Linked DNA regions of Homo sapiens: region 2 is linked to region 1. The links are chromatin contacts, found by Hi-C or POLR2A ChIA-PET in ENCODE. All regions are on one chromosome and are shown on one strand. Each heading gives the region's core, a stretch centred on a gene start or an enhancer-like site at or near the end of the contact. The rest is flanking DNA. Distances are from core to core; before and after follow the strand shown.

Region 1 (5,085 bases), core at 1,468-3,967:
ATAAGTTAATGGATGGGGCTGGGCACGGTGGCTCACGCCTGTAACCCCAGCAGTTTGGGAGGCTGAAGGCTGAAGTGGAAGGATCACTTAAGCCCAGGAGTTCCAGGTCACAGTGAGTTTTGATTGCACCACTACACTCCAGCCTGGGTTACAGAGCAAGACTCAGTCAATAATAATAATAATAATAATGTACAGAAAGTGCTTAGAGCAAGTAGAACTGGTCTGCTCTGTGAGCTCTTAGGATCTCACTTCAGGCATCTGTTGCTGTTTCACCCCGCCCTACTCTGTGCCAGAGGTTGTCCAAGGTGCTGGAGGTCCCAAGCATAGGAGAGCCAGGCAGGTGTGGCCCCATCCCATGCCCATGGGAGCAATCCGGCTGCTGAAAGAAAACAGATATTAAATCATCACACTTGGGGAAGGGCACAGTGGCTCATGCCTGTAATCCCAGCAAAAAAAAATGCAGAGGGCCTGAGAAGGTAGGATCTTTTTAGGTCAGGAGTTCAAGACCAGCCTGGGCAACACAGTGAGACCATTTCTGAAAAAAAATGAAAAAAAAAAATTAGCTGATAGCCAGGCATGGTGGTTCATACCTGTAACCTCAGCACTTTGGGAGGCTGAGATGGGCAGATCACTTGAGGCCAGGAGTTTGAGACCAGTGTGGCCAACATGGTAAGACCCTTTCTCTACTAAAAATATAAAAATTAGCTGGACATGGTAGTGTGAGCCTGTAATCCCAGCTGCTGGGAAGGCTGAGGCACAAGAACCAATTGAACCCAGGAGGCAGAGGTTGCAGTGCAGTCTGCAGTACAAGATTGTGCTATTGCATTGCAGCCTGTGGGGACAGAGTGAAACCGTGTTTCAAAAAAAAAAAAAAATTAGTGGGGCATAGTGGCACTTGCCTGTCATCCCAGCTACTTGGGAGGCTGAGGCAGGTGGATGGCTTAAGCTGGAGGCTGCAGTGAGCTATGACTGCACAACTGCACTCTAGCCTGTGTGACAAAAAAATATGAACAAATACATAAGTCAGGTGACTAAGGGGTCATCTTTATGCCCTGTACCTTCTCTCAGCAACCTCCATCCTATAAGAAAGGGGCAATTGGCCAAAGTATGCCTCTGCTGTAGTTGTAGATTACCATGTTTGCACGATTATCATTGTCAATGCTTCACATTTACACTAGGGCACTATGATTTTCAATGCAGTTTCCATTTTTATTTTGGAGGCCCCTCCCACGAACCTTCTCCCATTTTACTGAGGCCCAGGGAGAATGCACAGGGAGCTGAGCCCCTCCTTTGATCTTAGTTTGGTGGCAGAGACAGGCAGTGATACTGACGATGTGATGGCAGTGTCAGGTGCACTCTGTCTTCACTAGAAAACTGGCCTCCTGGAAGGGCTGGAAGCTCCCACCCTTGACTGCTCTGACTCTGTCTCCAGCAGCTCTTCGCTGTTAGGGCTTCCCTGACAAGAGTGCAGTCCCTCTCGAGGCTGATTAGTGCAGGGCGGGCTCCTCGTCTCCGACCACCGGCTCCTGCTGGCTGTTCCCTCCACCCTCCGTCTCGGGCTGCGAGGCTTCCCTTAACACTCGAAAGGGGGGCCCGTGACCAGGTACGACCACGTCGGCAACGACCAGGACCCTCTTCCGGCTCCGCTCCTGGGCTGCGGGGTCTTCACTCAGTGCCTGCCACGAATCCTCGTCCCCATCTCGCTCAAACACATCTCCCGCCACCACCACGGTGCCCAGAGCCGTGCCGGCCACCACCACGCTCACGTCGCGCTGGCCCCCGTGGCCCGGCGTGGCCCACACCTCGAGCCCCGGGCCCAGGCGCAGGGGCTGCCCCTCACCCAGCCCGTGGGGCAGGTAGCGGCCTCCGGGAAGGCAGAAGTCGTGCGAGACCAGCAGAGCCGCGCCTGGGAACAGCCCCAAGTTCCCGATGTGATCCGAGTGCCCGTGGGTCCCCACCACTAGCGTCACGTCTCCCGGGGCCACGCCCTGCCCCGCCAGCGCCCCCAGCAGCGCCTCCCGAGCCCAGGGGCCCCCGGTGTCCACCAGGATGGGGCCACGGGCCGCCTCCTCCAGGGCGGCCTCTGCGCCGCCACTCCCGCGCGGGGACTCTCGGTGGCTGGAGGCCGGGCCCCGGGTCTGGGGTAGGACCAGGGTCACGGAGCCGTCGGCGCGCACGGCATCGCCCACACCCTCTGGCTCCGCGTAGCCCTGCAGCAGAACCACCACAGAGTAGGGGTCGCCGGGCACCAGCAGAGGGGATGCCCCGCACAGCGGCTCGGTCCGCATGAGGCTGCTCCTGGCAGGGAGGGACGGGCTGGGGAGAAAGGAAATGGAGCAGTGGGCGACCGTCCTGTCCCTCCGCGATCCCCCACCCGCGCTCGGCCCCGCCACTGCCCCTAAGCCTCGGTTCTCTGCCACCCGCCTCCCATTAAGTTGGTATCACCCTCAACCCCTGCCCAAAATGGTATCGCCCAGACTCCCTTCACACTTGGGCCCGCCCCTCCCTCGGCGTCCTCGGCCCCCGCCCCATTCCGTTCGCGGTACGTACGTCCTTGCCCGTCACCCTCCAAAGGCTATCCTTTATGTTTCCCTCCATCGAATCCTAGCCGCGCTCTACCTTGGGCCTCTGCTAGGTCTTGCCTCACTCGAAGAAAGCGCAGAAATCGAAAACGCGGGTGAGAGTTTGTCCTCTGCGGTTCCCGTGTACCCAGATATGGCGGCCGAAGCGGCGCCGCGGAGGTAGCTGTAGTTCCGGCGCCTTCACCGTGTGCCCGAGGAGGCTGCCTGGCTGGGCTCCAGCCTCCTGGCGGTTCTCCGCTCCGCAACCCCAGCAACTTCTTTGCACTGCAGAATTTTGAAGCGCCATTAGCTTTGAGGAGGGTTCATGCTCAGTTGCCCAGGCAGGAGTGCAGTGGCGCGATCATACCTCACTGCAGCCTCAACCTCCTGGGCTCATGTGATCCTCCCGCCTCAGCGTCCCGAGTATCTGGGACCACAGATGCGCACCACCAAGCCCAGCTAAGGTTTCTATTTTTTCTTTCTCTTTTTTTTTGGAGACACGGTCTAGTTCTGTTGCCAGGACTGGTCTGGAACTCCTGGGCTCCAGCGATCCTCCAGTCTTGGTCTCCTGAAGTGCTAGGATTACAGGTGTGAGCCACCGCGCCTGGTCTTTTTTTCTTTTGAGACAGTCTCGCCCTGTCGCCCAGGCTAGAGTGCAGGGGCACCATCATAGCTCGCCCCAGTCTTGAACCCCTGGTTCTAGCGATCCTCCTGCTTCAGCCTCCTGGAGTGCTGGGAATACAGGCGTGCACGCCCCTCTAAATTTTTTTTGGTTTTTTTTGAGACGGAGTCTTGTTCTGTCGCCCAGGCTAGAGTGCAGTGGCGTGATCTCAGCTCACTGCAACCTCCGCCTCCTGGGTTCAAGCGATTCTCCTGTCTCAGCCTCCCGAGTAACTGGGATTACAGGCGCCCACCACCATGCGTGGCTTTTTTTTTTGAGACGGAGTCTCGCTCTATCACCCAGGCTGGAGTGCAGTGGCACGATCTTGGCTCACTGCCAGCTCCGCCTCCCGGGTTCCCGCCATTCTTCTGCCTCAGCCTCCCGAGTAGCTGGGACTGCAGGCGCCTGCCACCACACCCGGCTAATTTTTTGTATTTTTAGTAGAGACGGGCTTTCACCGTATTAGCCAGGATGGTCTCGATCTCCTAATCTTGTTATCCACCCGCCTTGGCCTCCCAAAGTGCTGGGATTACAGGCGTGAGTCACCGCGCCCAGCCGCCCGGCTAATTTTTGTATTTTTGGTAGAGACGAGGTTTCTCCATGTTGGCCAGGCTGCTCTCGAACTCCTACACTCAGGTGATCCGCCTGCCTCGGCCTCCCAAAGTGCTAGGATTACAGGTGTGAGTCACTGCGCCCAGCCTCCAGGCTGGTCTTGACCTTTTGGACTCAAGTGATCCTCCCATCTCCACCTCTGCAGTAACTGGGACTACAGGCGCTGCACCACCAGCCCTGCAGTCTTCTTTGTGTGTGTGTGTGTGTGTAGAATTGGGGTTTCACTATGTTGCTCAGGCTGGAGCTTGAGCTTAACAAGACAGCGGCCATTCTGGGTGCTGCCTCATCGACCAGCTAGCTATGTGTGCCCGGCTGTTGTTTGAAACTTTGGGCCCAGCTAGTTTTTAGAAAAAAAGAAAAAAGTTTAATAGCGATATAGAAAATTGAGCACCTATAAAACTATATGGTGGGCTCTGGGTTACATTGAGCTTAAGTAGACCAAGTATCTATCCCACCTAAATTATCAGCAACTCCAGGCCATGACCCAGTGTCCCATTCTCCTTCACGGTTTGCTGGTGTGTAGCCTCCTGGATACAGGCAATGTATATAGATCGCAGAGAATGTCCGTTCTGGCCTCTTCCTTGGAAGGGTCTAAAAACAGACCTTAAGGAGCTAAGTGACTTCCCCAAAGCCCACAGCTCCAGTGCCACTGCTGACTTTTGGGTGGGGGTGGGATCAGTTAAAGAGGAAAGCTTTCAGTACTGTCAGCACATACACCTGCCAATTAAGGGGCTGGATAGAGTTCATCTCTAGGAGCAGGACCTCCACCCCCACCCTCCACCCCAGAAGCCATGTCATGCTGTTTCACCAGGATCTTGCCTGAGGTTAGATGGGAGAGAACAGCTACAAGCTTGGGTGGAGTCACTCATAAACACACCCTGAAAGCTGTGGAGCAGGGAGAGTGCAGGCTTTAGAGGGCTCTCCATGATCCCTTCCCCTCCTGGGGGCTCAAAGGCAAGGGTCAAAGATCTTCTCGGTCAAGTTTGGGGTGGCTTCCTGTCTTGGTCATCTTGTCTCCCCCTTCCTCTTCCTCCTCTTCCTCCTCCTCCTCCTGCTCTTCCTCCCCTTCTGTTTTCTCTTCCCCATCTGTGATCTCCTTTCCAGTCCAAGTTTCCTGTAGACATGCTAGATCGGATGACAGAAAACAATTTAGATATTAGTCCTGGAGGCAGGGGAGGCTATGGCTTGGCAGGAGAGGAGTTCAACCCTTACGCTTACCAGTTTCAGCAGCTGGGAGCACATGACCTTCAC
Region 2 (5,085 bases), core at 1,144-3,643, 480 kb before region 1:
TCGGAGGAGATGGAGCTGCAGGTGGCCACCGAGCATTGGGGGAAGTGTCAGGGCGGGCGTGCACCACACTCTTCTCAGCCCCATGACCTTTTTTGTTTGTTTGAGACAGGGTCTCACTTTGTCTCCCAGGCTTGAGTGCAGTGGCTCCATCTAGGCTTACTGCAGCCTTGACCTTCTGGGTTCAAGTAATCCTCCTGCCTCAGCCCCGCAAGTTGCTGGGACTACAGGCACGCCACCATGCCCAGCTAATTATTTTGTATTTTTGGTACAGACAAGGTTGCGCCATGTTGCCCAGGCTGGTCTCGAATTCCTAAGCTCAGGTGATCCTCCCGCTTCAGCCTCCCAAAGTGCTATGATTACAGGCATGAGCCACTACCCCTGGCCAGGTGGCCTTTTAACTTCGTCCCAACTTCGCAGAGCCCCAGTCGCCTCTCTATCCGCGGACCCCAGACCCGGGGCCAAATCTCCTCTTTGCCTGGCCTCCAACCTGCTCCCCTCGCCGGTTTGGAGCCCTGGGGTTCAGATCCCGTCCCTTTAGCTGAACCCCGCCCCTCCAAACAGCCGCGTGCGTGCGGTCCGCCGACTCTCTCCCGGACTCGCCCAGGTCCCGCCCCTCACCCCGGGACTGCGTCGCCGCAGAACTTCCCCAGCCTCCGGGAGTCGTCGCTCACGGCTCCGTTGAACACGCTGACCGAGTCATAGCGGCAGTAGGTGTCCGGCTCCAGGTCAAACTTCTCGAAGGTCAGCGCGATGACCTGGCGGCGGGCGGAGGCGGGGACTGCGCGGCGGGACACCCCTGGGCGCCTGCACCTCATCTCCTACTGGGTGCCTGCAGCAGCTCCCACTCCCACCTCCCGCGTCCTCTGGGCCCCCCTCCTGAAGGCGTTCACACCACAGCACGGAGGACCACACACACCCATGGGACCCTGCAGGGGTGTCGGTCGTCGTGGTTGGCAAGGTCAAGTCCTGGCGCACTCACAAGTGACAGGCCCGCGTGTTATACCAGGACCCTGTACCTCGCTCTCCTGAGACTTGTCTCAGTTGTAATTTTTACATTTTTGTTTGCGTGCATGCAGGGGTTGGGGCTGTTTTGGGTGCCCACCAGCGCAAGCGCAGTGCTCGGGACACAGCAGATCTTCAATAAATCTCTGCTGGCTGCAAGCTGGAGGGCGCCGCCTGGGTCCCCTAGGGCAGCCCGGGGAGGAGGGTCGGTACCTGGTCCGGGGGCGCGATGATGTGCCAGGAACAGCTGATGCCCGGGGGGTAATCGGACTCGGGCCAGTTGGGCGTGGTCAGGGTTCCCTGGGCCTTCTCCAGCCGCCCCCCGCAAAATTGGTGCTCTGGGGAGGGGAGAGAGGAGCGGGGGTGGGGGGCGGTGGAGACCCTCGGTCAGCTTCAGGAGAACTCTAGGCTGGGAGCCCCGGCAGGCAGCTCGGATGTCTGGGGCTCAGGATGAGGGGACGAGAAGAAGGGGAGGTAAGATGGGGGCAGGTTAACAGAGAGCGGCCGGGAGGAGCGCGGCTCGGGGAAGTCTGGGGCCGCAGGGCGCACTGGCGGGCGGTGGAAGCGGGAGGAGGAACTGGCTGGACGCCCCCTTCTGGCCCCTCCCCGACCCGCGGCCGCACCGCGCCTCTTCCCCTAGGAGATCCCATCTCCCCGGCCCTGCAGCAGAGTCCCCTTTCAGGCTGGAGAGGGTGTCCTCGACTTGGGGCACAGCCCCCGAGGACCCCTTTAGGGAGGTCCCCGCCTGAAACATTGCAAGGGAGACTTCTGCCGCCAGGAGGGGGTGATGGGACCGCAATCGGGAGCCCAGGGCTGGGTGTAGGGGCCCCCCGGGGTTGGAGGAACCTAGTCCCCCCAGCCCTGGGGTGCCCCCTCGCGCCCGACGGAGGGAGCCCGATTGCGGACGGGGGCCGGCAGTTACTCACCGTCCCAGTAACCCCAGGCCGCCCATTCCACCCGCGGGTCGGTGACCCATTTCCGCCTCGCGCCTGGGGGGGGCCCTGGAAGAGGGATGGGTGGGTGCGGGAGGAGGGGAGAGAAGACGGGGAGGAGGGACTGAAGGGGCGGTTAGTGAGGAAAATGGGTCAGGGAGGTAGGGGGCCCTAGGCACTGGGGCGCGGGGTGGGCGGGGCGGAGGTTAGGGCTGGGGGCGGGGCTGCGGCCGGGGCGGGGCCTGGAGGGGGGGAAGGCGGAGGTGAGGGAGTTCTCACCAGTGCCCGAGGTGGCCCGCCCGCTGTACCAGAGCAGGAAGCCTCGTCCTCCTGTGCCCTCATCCGTCGTCATCCTCAGGGTCACCTGGTTGCCGGGGGCGACTAGGGGCGCAGGCCGGAAGGTCCCACAAAAGCGTCCGAGCCGCTGGCCGGAAGTCCCAGACCCAGCGAAGACCTCCAGAGCATCGTAGCGGCAGGCGGGGTGCAGCTCCAGGTCGAAGACTCGGAATGAGAGGGACACAGTCTGGCCCTCGGGGACCTGATAGCGGGGACAGAGGCGGGGACCCACAGAGTCAGGCCCCACACAACCCAGCCAGAGGGCAGCTCCCCTGCCCCAAGCGTTTCTTGCAGAAACGGACTGAATGGGAAGGGGCCTCCATGTGAGTGCAGAGCAGAGGGCCTGGTCTCTGCAGCTCTGCTGGTAGCCTGTGCAGGGGACAAGAGCTGAGGCTTTGGAAGAGGAGGGAGGGCCGGGGACTGGAGAATGAAGATTTGAGGGAAGGGTTAAGATGATGCGTGTTACGGTGGGAATGATGCCTTCAGTGACAGAGGGAAGACACTTGGAGCTGCCCCAGGTTGAGAAGGTGGTGCGGGGGGGACGGGGGGGGGGTCCCTTCGCAGTCAGGCCTTTTTGCCTCTGAGACTTTAACAAGGGGTAGTGCCCAGAGGGGTTTCTCACCGTTATGGTCCAGATGCACTCCTTATTAGGGGGGTAGAGGTTGGGGAACCCCTCACTTGCCACGTAACCTGATTCCCCCTTCACATCCCCTCCGCACAGGAACACGGGTCTGGAGAACAGAAAAGGGGTCAGGAAAGAGCAGGGACGGGTGGGACGGGGGAGCACTGGCAAGATGGGGATGAGGTGATGAGGATGAAACTCCAAGGAGGGAAGCTGGGGGATGAAATGGAAAGGCCTTGAGAGACCTGGGGCAGCTTCCACCAGCCAGGACAGGGCTGGGGTGTCCCAGACTCCCACAAAGATAAGGGAAAAGTGGGCCTGGCAACTCGACCATCCCTCCAACCCCAAGAGTCCCCACCCCCACCCCAACAGGAATTCCCGGAATCCTCCTCGGCCCCCCTTCCAGACTCCCGCCTCACTCTGCCTGGCAGTCCAGGGACAGGAGCCGCCTAACTACTTCCAGATGTGGACACAGCCACGAGGCGGTGGGGGGGAGGGGGTGGAGAGATGGAGGGAGCTGCAGTGGCGATGGCCCTCTGATTGAACCTGGAGGCCAGGCTCCGCGAGCTCCACACCTTAGCCCTGCCCCTGTTCCAAACTACTTCAGATTCTGACTCCCAAGTCTCCACTCACTGCCCCCTCCTCCCCCTACAATCCCTCTCGAATTCCTTCCTGGAATCCAGCTACCAGGCAAGTTCAGGAGCTTGGCTCTCTCTTGGGTTCTATGGGGGGTCAAGGATCTGGGTGGGTGGGGAGACTTAAGAGACCAGAGGACGAAGGTGGGGGAATGGGAGCAGTGGTGGCCTGCAGGAGACCAAGGTCTTGCAGCAGATGGGGAGGATTTGGGGGCCAGAGAAGGGTGAGGCGGTGGGGAATCTGGGGAGTGGTGTGTCAGCAAGGGAACCCAAAATATCTCCAGGCATAACCCCAAAGGAATCGGGGGTCTGAAGTTCACTGGAGCTGTCTGGAAGATGCCAAGAGACCTACCTGGTGTAGTTGGGGGTCTGGCCCTGGGCAAAAGGCAGCAGGGCGCAGGCAGTGAGGAGGGGCCCCAGGAGGGAGGCTGTGGCTGCAGGCAGCATGGCCCCGGGGGAAAGGCGCTGGGGTCCTCAAGACAGAGGCAGCAGCTGAATTTTGCAGAGCAGCAGCAGCGGTGGCGGCAGCAGCAGGATAATCAGCGCCAGATGGGGCAGCCTTGGGTGTGTGGGCGTGGGGACTGGCCAGTGGGGCGGGCAATGGGGAAGGCGGGACAGTGGCGTGTCCTGGGACCTCTCTAGGTCTAGGACACATAAATGTTGACCTTAGGAGGGGGAGGAGCAGTGAGGGGCAGAGGCCGTCTCCCAGGCCTCAAGTAACGTCATCGGGAACCCCACTCTGTCCAGTGAGGGAGTATCTCCGGGAACTTCTGAGGACTCCCTAGCCCCCATCCTCCCCCCGCCCCTGCTTCCTCAGCTCAGGAGCCCTCATTGCTCACCCCCTGCCTGACCACCCCTGCCAGCTCATTTTCCACTTCAATTTCTTTTTTTTTTTTTTTTTTTTTTTGAGACAGAGTCTCATTCTGTGACCCAGGCTGGAGTGCAGTGGCGCGATCTCTGCTCACTGCAACCTCCGCCTCCCGGGTTCAAGCAATTCTTGTGCCTTAGCCTCCCGAGTAGCTGGGACTGCAGGTGCATGCCTCCACACCTGGCTAATTTTTGTATTTTTAGTAGAGGCAGGGTTTCAGCATGCTGTCCAGGCTGGTCTCAAATTCCTAGCCTCAGGTGATCCGCCCACCTCGGACTCCCAAAGTGCTGGGATTATAGGCGTAGCCACCACACCTGGCCTCCACTTCACATCTCCATTGCCTTCTCTCCAGACCTGGGCCAGACTAGGCCAAGGAGAAGGAATTCTCACCCATGACCTCTTCCAACTACTTGAAGGTACAGGAAGCAAGGCAGGAGGCATGGGGTGTGGATGAAGGGAGTGTCCTTGTTACTCAGGAAGAGGTGGAAGGAGTAGAAAATAGAGCCCAAACCTGGGAGGTAAACAGAAGGGAGAGAGGAGGGGGGCTGGCTTCAGGCCGAAGGGAGATGGGTGGGAAGCTTTCGGGGGTCAGGAGGAACAGGCTGCCTCAGGATGGGGACAAGTCTAGTGGGCAGGGGATCCCAGTGGGGTAGCCAAGAGCATCTGTGCATAGAGTTGTTCCAGAAGGTA

What was found. Hi-C counts contacts between places; a loop is a spot of excess contacts on that map. ChIA-PET counts read pairs that join two places held with the same protein, here RNA polymerase II (POLR2A). Pooled maps may share reads with other maps.
Region 2: a loop to region 1 is called in a pooled map, with 2.3 times the contacts of the local background. The contact joins the promoter of PCOLCE-AS1 here to the promoter of MBLAC1 in region 1. A Hi-C loop is called at or near these places in 6 of 50 pooled maps. POLR2A ChIA-PET finds 5 or more read pairs at or near these places in 4 of 52 experiments (CD8-positive, alpha-beta memory T cell, OCI-LY7, T-cell and 1 more).

The regions. Positions count from the first base shown.
Region 1 is chr7:100,124,599-100,129,683 of GRCh38, reverse strand. MBLAC1 (metallo-beta-lactamase domain containing 1) reads right to left here and starts at 2,717. Exons shown (of 2, transcript NM_203397.3): 1 at 2,620-2,717; 2 at 1,189-2,316. The coding sequence starts at 2,288. The coding sequence ends at 1,488. It overlaps CNPY4 (canopy FGF signaling regulator 4), which reads right to left. Exons shown (of 6, transcript NM_152755.2): 5 at 5,053-5,085; 6 at 4,176-4,959. The coding sequence ends at 4,796. It also overlaps a transcript of TAF6 not described here. RefSeq lists silencers at 1,808-2,287, 2,378-2,497 and enhancers at 2,698-2,767, 3,478-4,147.
Region 2 is chr7:100,601,346-100,606,430 of GRCh38, reverse strand. PCOLCE-AS1 (PCOLCE antisense RNA 1) reads left to right here and starts at 2,393. Exons shown (of 9, transcript NR_038910.1): 1 at 2,393-2,593; 2 at 3,265-4,091; 3 at 4,748-4,811. PCOLCE (procollagen C-endopeptidase enhancer) reads right to left here and starts at 4,068. Exons shown (of 9, transcript NM_002593.4): 1 at 3,880-4,068; 2 at 2,893-3,001; 3 at 2,214-2,472; 4 at 1,216-1,340; 5 at 619-755; 6 at 1-15. The coding sequence starts at 3,974. RefSeq lists enhancers at 562-651, 662-731, 2,167-2,959 and silencers at 1,450-1,599, 1,780-2,159.